Linked DNA regions of Homo sapiens: region 1 is linked to region 2. The links are chromatin loops, found by intact Hi-C in ENCODE. Cell type or tissue: psoas muscle. All regions are shown on one strand. Each heading gives the region's core, and the rest is flanking DNA. Links, peaks and the distances in the headings are about the cores only.

The links. Hi-C counts contacts between places; a loop is a spot of excess contacts. Peaks named below come from ENCODE experiments on the same cell type or tissue, not always from the same donor. Only the 100,000 strongest peaks of a DNase experiment are listed, where the experiment ranks them.
Region 1: it touches region 2 in a loop (2.1-fold over the local background); 7 of 110 quality-filtered maps call a loop at or near these places.

What each region holds. Positions count from the first base shown.
Region 1 is chr3:16,764,474-16,771,070 of GRCh38, reverse strand. It overlaps PLCL2UT (PLCL2 upstream transcript), which reads right to left. Exons shown (of 6, transcript NR_199590.1): 4 at 6,197-6,453; 5 at 3,778-3,964; 6 at 1-939. Among named protein-coding and RNA genes, the nearest start is that of PLCL2UT, 44 kb to the right of the region's middle. RefSeq lists an enhancer at 1,676-2,250. In psoas muscle, for the core only: no CTCF peak of the experiment used is centred there; no DNase peak of the experiment used is centred there.
Region 2 is chr3:16,834,913-16,841,509 of GRCh38, reverse strand. No RefSeq gene overlaps it. Among named protein-coding and RNA genes, the nearest start is that of PLCL2, 47 kb to the left of the region's middle. In psoas muscle, for the core only: a CTCF peak has its summit at 3,765; DNase peaks (open chromatin) are centred at 2,689 and 3,729; H3K4me3 peaks cover 2,137 bases; H3K27ac peaks cover 2,175 bases.

The DNA of each region.
Region 1 (6,597 bases), core at 2,558-5,057, 71 kb after region 2:
AGACCAGTCTGTGGCAAATAGGTCCCTCTGTTGTAACAGTATAGTATGTCGGCACTGTCCAGGTGGAATCCATCCCATAACACGAGTTGTGTTTGGCCAGTTATCAAGGGAGTGATTTCTTTGCTCCCAGCATAAGGGAGCTATCTGGCTTAAGTGTCCCTTAGTGGCTGTCAGCCAAATGAACCCGTCCCATATCTGGAGAAACCCATTTCTATATTGAGTGTTCTGAGGTCTGGAAGTCTGGACAAACACCTTGGTATCCAACAAGGGGATGGCAAAGGCTATTACTTTATCCCTTGTCTCATTTACTGAGAATGGTTTATCATGCCCTGGCTCATTTAAAGTTTTATTTATAGGCCATTCTGAAATGTTTTTTCTAGTTACCCCAGTCATCTGTGCCCCTGTCCATTGTTTAAGATCCCCTATAAAGCTTTGAAAAAAAACCCAGTCTTTCCCTTGTAGCGGGGAGACCCACCAAGGTAGCTCCATGGTGTTAGTGACGGGTAACGAACCACAGACCCAGCAAGGGTCTCCTTGTTGTAAGCCATCTGCATAACTGTGTGCCCATTGTAGGAAAACGTTAGAGGTAGAGGCATTAACAACAAAAGGAGCAGAAAGGAAAAATATTATAAGGGAAAATCTTGTCATTTGTTGAACAGAAATCTTAGGCCTTCCAGGGGTTCCATCTCCCATTCGGTGGCCTTGGTGTCCTCTGTCGTGGATGTTTCTTCTTGCAGGAACTTTTTCAATCGTGTGTAGTGGATCCATGGCTTGATGTCCACCAGTTTCAGTGCTGAACTGGTGCTTAGCAGCACATCATAGGGCCCTTTGTATTTCTCCTGCAGCTGGGAAGCAGGGTCTGTTTCTTTCCATTCTTTTAATAGCACTTGATCACCGGGCTGGAATGTGTGGCACAGTTCTTCAGAGTTCACAATGCTCCTGTTAAATTTATGCAAAAGGTTAAGAGTTTGTCCCAAGTGAGTAACACAGTTTTTAATAGTTAACTCCCTGTTAAGGGGTGCCTCAGTAACCCGAGATGGATTAGCAGCAAAGGGTCTCCCAAATATAATTTTGTAGAGACGAGACTTAATCCCACTTTGGGGGTTACCCTTACCCGGAGCAGTGCAATGCCGAGTACCTGAATTCCCTTTAACTGGGTTTCCCAGCACAGTTTGGCAATGATTGTTTTCAGTGTTAGATTCATTCTTTCCATCTGTCCGGAAGATTGAGGTCTCCACACCGAATGTAGTTTCCATTTTATTCCAAGTGCCTTATTTACTTATTGAGTTATGTCAGATGTGAATGAGGGCCCATTATCGCTTTGAATTATGTCCAGAAGCCCATACTGAGGTATGATTTCCTTTAAGAAAACTTTAATTACTTCAGTTGCTCATTCTGTGAGCCTCTACCCAGCCAGAGAAGGTGTCTACTAGAACTAAGAGGTATTTGTATCCTCCACGGGAGGGTGGCATTTGAGGAAAGTCTATTTGCCAATTTTCCAGTGGGTATTTTCCTCTGTTTTGATGTCTGGGTTGTCCTCAACTGTGATTGTTAAGTTCATTTCTAGCACACAGATAACAGCACTGGACTGTATTTTCCAAATTAGCTTTTAGCCCTTTCCCTCTCTAATACCACTGAATGAAGGCTAATGAACACTCTCACCCATAGTGTGTGCTATCATGGATATACTTTAACATTGGATGGACAAGTTGAGCCGGTATCCAAATTAGGCCCTTGTTATTTACTTTCAAGCCTTCCTTATTTAAAGCAACTCCCTTGCTTTCTGCACTTTTCTCATTCAAGGACTATATTGGGGCCTAAAGCCTGTTAAATCTATTTGAGGAATTAGAGGTGTCTGGAATTCAATGCTGGCTAAGTGCCAGGCAGTGTGGTCTGCAAAGGCATTCCCTTTGCTATTTTGAAATTGCTGTGTTGATGGCCAAGACAATGCATTACAGCAACCACCTGTAGAGCCTTTATTGCTTCTAGTAATTCCAGTACTTGTGTGGCATATTTAATTTCAGTATTGACAGCCTTCAGTAATCCCCTCTCCTTCCAAATGTCCCCATGAGCATGGACTATCATGAATGCATATTTAGAGTTAGAATCAGCATAGATGTTGGTGTTTTTACCTTGGGACAACTGCAGGCTCTTATAAGGGTGATTTGCTCTGCCTTCTGTGCAGAGGTTCCCACGTAAAGTCCTTGCCTCTGCTACCTCTTAAGAGGTCACCATAGCATATACAGCATTCTTTCTTCCATTGGTTACCAGGCTGCTCCCATCTATGAAAAATGTCCAATCTACATGCAGCGTGGCTGTATTCTTCAAATCAGGATGGCTGGAAAATACTTGATCAATAACTTATAAACAATTATGCATAGGTTGTTTTGGTTCTTTGGTAGGAAGAAGTAAAGTAGCTGGGTTCAGGGCTCTGGTGGTTTGTAATTTCACTGTGGGGTCATTTAAAAATGGCCTGGCATTTGCCTAACTTGCTGCTGTCAGCCAATAGTCTCCCTTTTGTTCCAGTGGCACCAGCACTTGGCAAGGCACATAGACTGTGACAGGCTGTCCCAAAGTTAGCTTCTCAGCTTCCTTTAACAGCAGGCTGGTGGCAGAGACTGCCCTTAAACAAGGGGGTGGGCAGCCTTTGGCCACAGTCACCAGCTGCTTAGAAAAGTAAGCTACTGGCTGTAATATTTCTCCTAACTTTTGGGAGAGGACCCTGAGTGCCAGACCCAGTCTCTCATGATTGTACAGTTGAAAGAGCTTGTGAGGATTTGGAAGCCCCAAGACTGGTGCAGAAATTAACTTACATTCAGTTGTTTGAATGCATGTTGGTGTTTGTTTCACTTCCCAGTTGAAGGGATCATTGTCAGCCCCTTTCAACAGCTCATATAGTGGCTTTGCTGGCAGTCCATAGTTAGGAATCCAAATGCAACAAAACCCTGCCATACCCAGAAATCCTCTCAGCTGTCTTCTAGTAGAGGGTGTGGTGATGGAGGCAATTGCATTTCATGTTTCCACCATCGAGGCTCTGGTTCCCTTCTGCAAGAGAAACCCTAAGTACCCCACAGTTTTTCTGCATATTTGAGCCTTTTTACTTGAAACCTTGTACCCATGGGTTGCTAGGTGATTTGGAGTTTTAATGGTATTATTTTGACATCCCCATTCACAGGGGCTAGATATTAGTAAATCATCCATGTATTCTAACAACACCCCATTTTCCAATTGTAAACTTCTTGAGTCTTGAGCCAAGACTTCTCCGAATATAGTTGGAGAGTTTTTAAACCCATGTGGGAACACAATCCAATAACACTGAAACTGAGTTGCGGCTTCAGGATCTGTCCATTCAAAGACACACCGCAATTGACTTTCTATGCGTACAGGTATGCAAAAGAAAGCATCCTTTAAATCCAATACTGTAAACCATTCACGATCTCCAGGAAGAGAAATAAACACAGTACATGGGTTAGCTACAGTGGGATGTACATCTTCTACAATGTCATTAATTGCCCTTAAATCTTGTACAAATTAAAATTTGTGTGAGTGAGGCTTTTTCACCAGCAAAATTGGAGTGTTGTAAGGAGAATGATGGGGTACTATTAGGCCATACTACAAGAACTGGACAAAGACTGGTTGAATGCCTTCTAGTGCTTCTCTTTTTAAAGTGTATTGTTTCTTCTGGACTGGCTAGGCTCCTTCCTTAATTTTAATTTTCACTGGGTCCACACTGATGGCCTTCCTGGGCCCATGTGAAGCCCAAATCTCTGAGCTTACCTTGTCAAGGATTTCCTGTGGAATAGTCCCTGTTTTAGAGTTGGAAGCCTCTGAGTCTGTTAGGAGCGCCTGCAGCTGAAACCCATGTTCCAGAGGCACTTGGGAGACACATCTGGTGTTTCTCGGGATTACAGACTTACATAGCAGGTACATAGCAGGTCTCTGCCAAGTAAAGGGACTGGGAACTCTGGCACATAAAGGAATTTAAGAGTATTAATTCATTGCCCACTTTACAAGAGAGGGGACACAGGAACCATTCCGATCTTAGTTCTCTGCTTATCCCAACCACATTAACAGAAGTATTAGAAAGTCCAGTTACTGGGGTGTTAACCACTGAATAAGGAGTGCCAATGTGGACTAAGAAATCCACTTTTTGTTTCTTTACTGTCAATTTTACCCCAGGCTCCTGTGGGGAGATTTTAATATCAGATAGGGTTGGAGCTGTTGGGGGCCTTGGGCACCTTCAATCTTCCTCAAATTCATTTCCAGGCTTAACTCCCATCAGTGATTTTGGTTCACTCTGGCTTAATTTTGGACAACCTTGTCCCAATGTCCTGTTTCCCAGCAGCAAGCACATTGATCCTTTTCTATTTTTCCTCTCCATTTTTGGAATCTCTTTCCTTTTGGATTTCCTCCTGCTGTGGCTAGAAGTATTGTTGCCTGTCACAGGTTTTTAACTTCCCTGGTTTCTCTGCTGTTATAAACCTTTAATGCAATATCAATCAATTGGGAGGCATTCGTCCCAAAGGCCCCTTCTATCTTTTGGAACTTTTTCCTGATATCAGGGGTACTTTGCCCTATGAAAGTCATATTAACCATATTGACATTTTCAGGATCTTGTAGGGGTCTGTATATTTTCTGAACACCTGACAATATGTTCCATGAACTCAGAGGGTTCCTCATTAGGTTTTTATTGGAGCTGCTGTACATTGTTTAAGCTCTTAGGTTTAGGCATTCCAGATATCATGCCTTTTTTTTTTTGTTTGAGACGGAGTTTTGCTCTTGTTGCCCAGGCTGGAGTGCAATGGCATGATCTCGGCTCACTGCAAACTCCGCCTTCCAGGTTCAAGTGATTCTCCTGCCTCAGCCTCCCGAATAGCTGGGATTACAGGCATGCACCACCACGCCCAGCTAATTTTGTATTTTTAATAGAAACAAGGTTTCTCCATGTTGGTTAGGCTGATCTCGAACTCCTGACCTCAGGTGATCCACCCGCCTTGGCCTCCCAAAGTGCTGGGGTTACAGGCATGAGCCACCATGCCCAGCTGATTTCATGCCTTTTAATATGTATCTCCTGTAGTGTTCCAAGTGAACCATGCCAGCCGCATTGGCCTCATTAGGGTACCAACTTGGGTCCATAGAGAGGATTGCCCTATCAGAATCTGGAGTATCATCTAGGTCCTCATCATAAAGGTGTTGCACTTCCTCTTTTGCTTTGTCTAAAACTAGCTGCCACTCATCTGCAGTGAGCATAATATTCAGGAGGGCTTACACACCTGCCCATGTGCTACAATGAGTAGCAAATATAGTAGTATATAATTCAGTCATTTTCTGGGGATCCTGTCTATATGAAGGATGTTTTTCCAATTTAACAAGTTGGATGTGGAAAAAGGATTGTAGGCCCAATAATATCCAGCCAGAGCTCCTTGCTGATTAACCCCTACTGGGTATTGTCATAGTGGAAATTGCCCTGCTCCAGGGTCAGTGACCTCCCCAAATTAGTACCTTGCCTAGTTCGAGAGGGAGACACTAACTCTGCGGCTTCCTTATATTCTGGGGGCAGTAACTCTTCCTTTCCTTGCCTTAGCACTGGAGCAGTAGCTACTATAGGGGTTAAGAGCATTTATTAACTGTTGGGTTTCTGAGTCCTTTCTTCCTCCCCTTAGGAGTCAGGACAAACCTTAGCAGTGTATTGTACCATTAACTTATTCCCTTCTTTCTTAACATCCTAATCATACAGTAACATGGATGCCAGGACATATGGCATTTCCCCCCATTTTCCCAACCGTTGGCAGAATAGTTCTAACTGAGAGATGGTGTGAAAGTTCAAGGTCCCACAAACTGGCCACCTTTCTTCAGACTCTAAAACATACATTGGCCAAGCTATGTTACAGTAAAAGATTAATTTCTTTTTAGTCATGGGTGGATAACCATATTGTTTCCAATCTGCCAGAATTCTCCCTAGGGGGCGATGGGCAGGAACAGAGACAGTGTTTCCCATCTTGAGTGCTCAAAACTTAACAGATAACAGACACACAAAAACAGATTCTCACAGCCAAATGTAAATATATTTCAAACAAATGCAAAGTAGATGTACAAATTAGCCCTATTGTCTCCTTAAGGGTACCAAAATGAATGGCTTTGCAAGCCCCGATAAGGAAGACAATAGACTCCCTGCTTATGATCCAGTTTTACTCACCCCTTCAGTGTCCTAGCCCCTGTTCTACCCCAGTAGCAAGGGGATGGGTGGTCCTTTTGCCCAGGGAAAGTTCTCAGAAGCGTCCTCAGGACAAACTGTACCTAGCAGCTGCTGGGAGTCTCCTAAAGACCGTCAGGTCACAAGCCTCTAGCTGCTGAGGGCAGCTCTGTCCCAGTGGAGCTGCCAGATTTTGTACCCGGATAAAACTGAGGTGTGGCTGCTTGGTCTTATGGTCCAATTAATGAGATGCAGATTACCTGGAAATAAGAGAGTTTATTTCTGTAAGCAGCCACAGGGAGAAGGTCAGGGAAGTTCATCAGATCAACTGAGAGTTACAAGTTTTTTTTCAGTGCTTATATACATTCAAGTTATATGTCTACATGCGAGTGTGCACCTACCAG
Region 2 (6,597 bases), core at 2,233-4,732:
ACCTGCACTTTCACTTTCCAACGTTTTAGTTATTTGCAGTCAACTGCAGTCTGAAAATAGTAAATGAAAAATTCCAGAAATAAACAATTCATAAGTTTAAAATCGTGCAATATTCTAAGGTGCTTGATGAACTCCCACGCTGTCCCACTAGGTCCTCCTGAAATGTGAAATATCCTTTTGTCCAGAATACCCACGATGTATACCACATAGTAGTTGTTTTGGTTATCAGTTTGAAAAAACAGAGAATATATAGGATTCAGTACTATTTGAGGTTTCAGGCATCTGGTGGGGGGTCTTGGAAGGCATCCCATGCAGATAAGCAGATAAGAGGGGACTACTGTGCATACAACTTTGTATACTTCCTTTTTTTTTTTTTTTTTGCTTAAAGGAATATCAAGAGAATTTGCTCATGTTAACACTTTTTTCCCCCATTTTCTAATTTGTCAAATGAGTTTAAATGAGGTGATAAAATTGTTGGAAGTTGGGAGGTTACTAATCTGTTGTAATAAGATTTAAATAAAATAATATATTTTCAAAGTGCTTAGCTTGGGGCCTGGCATATAGTAAACTCTTCATAAATGGTAGCTATGACCATAGATTATTACTAAAATCTCATTTTAATGCCAGCATATTTCATTCTAAGTAGCATATTTAACCACCCACCCTTTTATTGTTCTGAGCTTGTTTCCAATTCTCCCCATTAAAAATTGTAGCACTGCAAGGATATCTTTGAGTATAACTTTTTGTTTCCTTTACAAAATTATTATTTCTTTAAAATAGATGACTCGGTTGAAAGATATAAACATTTTAAAGGCTTTTTGTTATATATTGACAAATAACTTCCCAGTGTTAATAACACTCAGTATTAATAACTGGCAGAAAATTTGGTACTAGGAAGTTATTTATCTATGTATAATAAAAATTGTATCAAATTTCTGGCCAACCACAAACGGGATTGCCCATCTTTCTGCATCCTCACCAGTAGTCAATCTTCTTTTTAAATCTACAAACGTAGCAGGTGAAAATTTGATTTTGTTGTTCTTTGAATTTGTATTTCTTGAAATTACCAATGAAGTAAAAATATCTTCATTAACCATCTGTATTGAATTATCTCTTCATGATCCGTACAGTAAAAGATATTTTATCAGTCAAATACCCTAATGGTTTGGATTTTCTTTTGTGTGTGGTATTTCTCATCTCAAAACCTGTCAGAAACACACTCACTTCCTACACACAACTAGAAAGGCTATCAGTAAGACTATTTGGGATTTTGCCAGAGATGCCTTTAAATTTAATCATACAACTACTAAATATTATATTTGACAAAGATTCACTCTATGTATCCATACAGTGGTTCTTAACCACAGATTCTATCCAGGATGGGTGAGAAAGAAAGGGGTGGGAATAACCAGAGCCCAGGCTGCAGCTGTAACCCACAGCCCATCTGACCTGTGCTCCGCCCTAAGTGAGCATCTGAGCCCAGGCCATGCAAACAGAAACTCAGGACTCAGAGGGACACCCACCTCTCCCAGCTAGCATCTGGTCACAAACTGAGTAGCAGAGCTAGGATTCAACACTGGGCCGCGTGGGCCCCAAAGTGGATGCTCTTGGCCCACCAAACCACACAGGGTCCCTTAAAAACAGGGTCTCTGAACATGAGAATATCCAAAGTTTATATTCTGAGAGCCTCAATAAGATTTTTATGAGGAAGGCATCTTACTAATTTTTATCCTCAAAGTAAAATTGCTGTCTCCAGGAAGGAAATGCATTTCCTTGTGAACGCTTGCCGGGGTCCTTTAATTCTAAGAGAGAAACTGAGGTCGAGTGTCATCCTGGCTCCCAGAGAGGCATTTATTCTTACTGTGACTCAATTTCCTCTCGTAAAAAAGGGAAAACATTCCAACCTCTCCCAGAAAGATGGCGAAGATGCTGGGCTTTGTTGGTCCTTGCACGGGGAAAATGACTGTGGAATACCAGATCCTGAGGACTGTTTTGTAGAGATTATATAGCATCTGTCATTCACACAATGCCTGCTGATTAATAACGATTGAAATTATTGTGAAAGTAATTTGCAAGTACAAAGCAGGATCTGCATAAATCTTGCCAAGAGTTCTGAATACCAGTCCCAGTAAAGTTTTAACCAAGAGAGCAGGCATTTTTCCCACCAGTCCCTCAACCCTCACAAGTGTCAAGTCACTCACTAACAGAATGTATACTCCACCATTTAACAGTGACTTGATTTCTTTTAGGGGCTGATCTAATTTCTGGAGGATACTGCTCCACGATGCCATGTTAATTCATATGATTGATTTAATGCATCTCTCCCTTCCAGTATGGAGAGCCATAAAAATACTCATCTTTCTGAGCTACAGAAATTGGTTTTCTAGTTTATGTTCTGCAGAAGTACTCAATGCTGTTCGTCAGAAAGGAATTGAGACTACATGCTTCTGTCTCTGAATCTGAACCAAGGGGGATATAAAGTGTGTCTTGATAGACCCCAATGACTCAGATGGTGCTGCTTTAAATTTTCAAGTTGGATTTAAACTCAGGAACCAATTTTACCAGTTGAGATGTCCAAAACAGGTTTGCTTCAGCAGAGCAAGCTGAAGTTAGCTGCTTTGCCTGAATTAAACAAATGCTGGCAGTGCTATCAGGACCCTGGCATGGCCAGATGGCAATTGCCACACCTTGCCAGTTACCAATCAGCGTTCAACAGCTGGGCTTGACCAAACAGCAACTGTCCTTGACCCTGGCTTCTGATCATCTGTTGGCTATAAATAGAAGTGGGGTGTCATGAAAAGAGAGCAAAGTACTTGATGCTAGCAATTCAGGAAATCCATCTGAAAAACAACATAGCCAGCTCAATGTATTGAGCTAGTTTCAGGATTACTTAAGAATGGAAAAACATAAAGTCTAAGAATAAGACATTATTCCAACATTGAGATGCCTGCAGCAAAAAAACAATGTGTGCTTTTACGAAATGAAGGCTAGACTATTTCCAGATTATGTATGTAGTCATATTGAAGACACCAAGTATCAGCATTTGAAGTCCCCTGGGTTTGACAGATAACAACTGTTAGAGTTTGTTTAAGAAAATAGGAAAGCATATCCAAAATCTAGTGTCTTACTTTTCCTGTACCAAAAAATATGCAGGCAAAAAAAAAAAAAAATGCAGTAGCCCACAGTTCTGCTTCATGTGATGTCACTTAACGTATTCATTAGACATCATATTAGAGCTAAAAAACTGACAGATGAGTGTTTTATTGACTACATCAGATCTGGGTAGTCCTAAAATAAAGCACTGGGAAGAGAATCTCTATGTGTTATGCAGCTAAATATTCACATTGTCCAAAGACAAAAGACAGACGGTGGGAAAGAAGCAGACAATGACATTTTTAGAAACAAAACTGAAATTACCTTAGATCTGCTGGACGAGATGGAAACCACACATTCAGGAGAAAATGCAAACACAATCCAGCAAGAAAGGAAAGAGCAACAAGGTGGAATCAAAAAAACAAAAGAAAAGAGCTGAGTTTAAGCTCCAGAGAGATTTAAATTAAACTGCCCTTGTCCTTTTGCAGGGCCCTGCTTTTAAAGGTTAAGGCACAAACACAGGCAGGCCTTGCAGCCTCCTCTCTGTGTCCCCTCTCACTCTAGACAGCTGGGGATGTCTTTCATGTCTGACAACTGCGGTGGGAGAGTGTGTGGACAGAACCAGCAACTGTGGGCTTGGCGGGACTCCACGAAGCCAAGGACGGGCCAGCAGGGCAAGCCTGGTAGTGCATAGCTTCTTCTTCCTCATCTATAATACAATGGATCCAACTTTTTCTTAACTGCCGAACGGTTCACCTTGCCTAGAGAAAGCCGATTTATCAAGACAGGGAAACTGCAATGGGGAAAGAGTAATTCATGCATGGCCCACTGTGCAGGAGACCGGAGTTTTATTATTACTCAAATCAGTCTCTCGGAGCATTTGGGGATCGGAGTTTTTAAGGACAATTTGGCGGCCAGGAGCTCAGGAAGTGGGGAGTGCTGACTGGTCAGGTTAGAGATGGAATCATAGGGGGTTGAAGTGAATATTTTTTGCTGTCTTCTGTTCCTGGGTGAGATCAAAGAACTGGTTGAGCCAGATTACGCGTCTGGGTGGTATCAGCTGGTGCATGAAGTGCAGAGTCTGCAAAATATCTCGGGCACTAATCTTGACTTTTACAATAGTGATGGTATTCCCAGGAGCAATTTGGGGAGGTTCAGACTCTTGCAGTCAGAGGTTGCATTGTCCCTAAACCATAATTTTTAATCTTGTAGCTAATCTCTTAGTCCTACAAAGGCAGACTGGTTCCAGTCAAAGGGCTATTATTTAGTTTGTTTCAGAGTTAAACTATAAACAACTAAATTTCTTTCTAAGCTTAGTTTGCCCTGTGCCCAGGAATGAACAAGGACAGCTTAAAGGTTAGAAGCAAGATGGAGTTGGTTAGGTCTGATGTCTTTCACTGTCATAATTTCCTCAGTTACAATTTTTGCAAAGGCAGTTTCACTTTGTGCTCAGAGGACCTTCTTTCAAAGTCAAAAATGGTTCTTGGTGTACAAGTAGTTAGACTTTCAGTGACTTGAGTGATGAAAAGACTGAAAGCTACTAGGGATCAGTAGGGCTTTTAAATATAATTTATATTTGGTTCCTTATCACACCATCTATATAGATTTGGGAACAAGTCGTATAAAGTCTGTGAAATTTTTGAAATAACTGAAACAAGTTATCGTTTCAGTCTACAGATGGATTGGAGGTCACGTGATCTGGCTTTGGTGCTGACTGCTGGAGGATGTTTGTGGTGATGGAAATTTGAAATTCCTGTGGTGGCCTTTTCCCTGATTTCAGGGGCATTGATGTCTTTTTTTTTGAAATGTGCCTCTGTGGTGGGATTTGACAAAGAATTAGTTTGTTTTTTGGTTGTTTTCCATTACCCAATCAAACTAATCTCAATCCAAATTCAGACGACCCCTTTTCCCTTTCCCTCACAAAATCTTTCTTTTCTCCAAAGTCTTACACATATTGGCCCCAGGTTTTGGGTCACTGTTCACTCACTGAGAAGCTAAGGAAACAAATATTGTCTTAGCAATGAAGGTAATTCTCTCACAGTCTGGTACTTGAAAAGCAAACCGAGAAACTGTGATAAACAGCAATTGGCAGAGTTCTCCGTTTCAGAAGAATTCCCGTACTTGTGCAAGTGTCTCTCAGAAGGTAGGCTTGTAACTTTCTAGGGGACTGCAGCTGGCTCTCCCACTCTGGGATAGACCTCCTGATAAGGCTGATTTTCCACAATTCAGGTTCTCTGAGGACTGCCCACCCAAATCCATTGCCAAACATTTTTTACTTTGTAGGCTATTCTAATTGGTAATAAAAACTGACAGGTTTATCAAAGAGAAACATAAGTATGTTGGCATTGGAAAGAAACTTGGGAAGTCTGCTCCTCGAATTTTATACACCACGAAATAGAAATCTGAGTTTTTAGAGCCTATGACAGATTTTGACAATGCCATTCCTCAGTTGTTTTCCTCAAAGATGTTAACAATGTATGAGCCAGGCACCAACTAAAGTATTAAATAGAAACACCTTTGTTACTTAAAAGCAACTAAGATGGGGCCTTTTAGGGAGTAATCCACACTTTGTGTCACATACTTTTGCTTTGTTGATGGGAGTGGACTTCCCTGGAACAGCCGTGTGAGGCCTGGTGGCCTCTTGGTGGCCAATCAAACCGGGACCAGCAATGGCATGGCATCTGATTTTCCCATTCTGAGCTCCTGTCCCACTTTCCACCCTATCCCAGAAACTTTGAAGTCACCTAAAATGGTGACCTGCCTCAGATTTTACTGAGGTGAGATCACCATTGAAGGCAACCAAGTTACTTTTCCAACTTTAACATTTCTCTTATCTTTCTCTGCAAGCCAAAGACTGACAAAATGAGTATGATCGAAATGGATAACTTCATAGGTGTCAAGCAGGGTGTATTGGTGGGGATTACCCAGAGAAACAGAACCAATAGGAGACATATAATAAGACATTCATAGCAAAGAACTGCTTTATGTGATTCTGGGGGCTGGGTAGGCAAGACTAAAATCCGCAGGTCCAGGAGGACTGGCAGGCTGAACTCTTGGGCAGGAGCTGGAGCTGCAGTTTTAGGCAGAATTTTTTCTTCTTCAAAGAAACCTCAGCTTTGCTCTTAAGGCTTTTCAACTGATTGAATCAGGCCACCCAGGTTATTGAGGAAAATTTCCTTACTTACAGTCAACTGATTTTGGACTTTAACTACCATCCATAAAATACCTGTGTTGGGGCACCTAGATTAGTATTTGATTGAATAACTGGGGAGTGGGCCTAAGTTAACACATATAACTAACCATCACAGAGCTGGTGACGTGGTATGCATCTGTAGGTCCAGCTACTTGGGAGGCTGATGCAGGAGGATTGCTTGAGCCCAGGAGTTTGGAGCTGTAGCGTGTTATGATTGCACCTGTGAATAGCCACTGCACTCCAGCCTGGCAACATAGAGACACCCTGTCTCTAAAACAAATAAGCAAACACATGCACACAAACCTGATGAT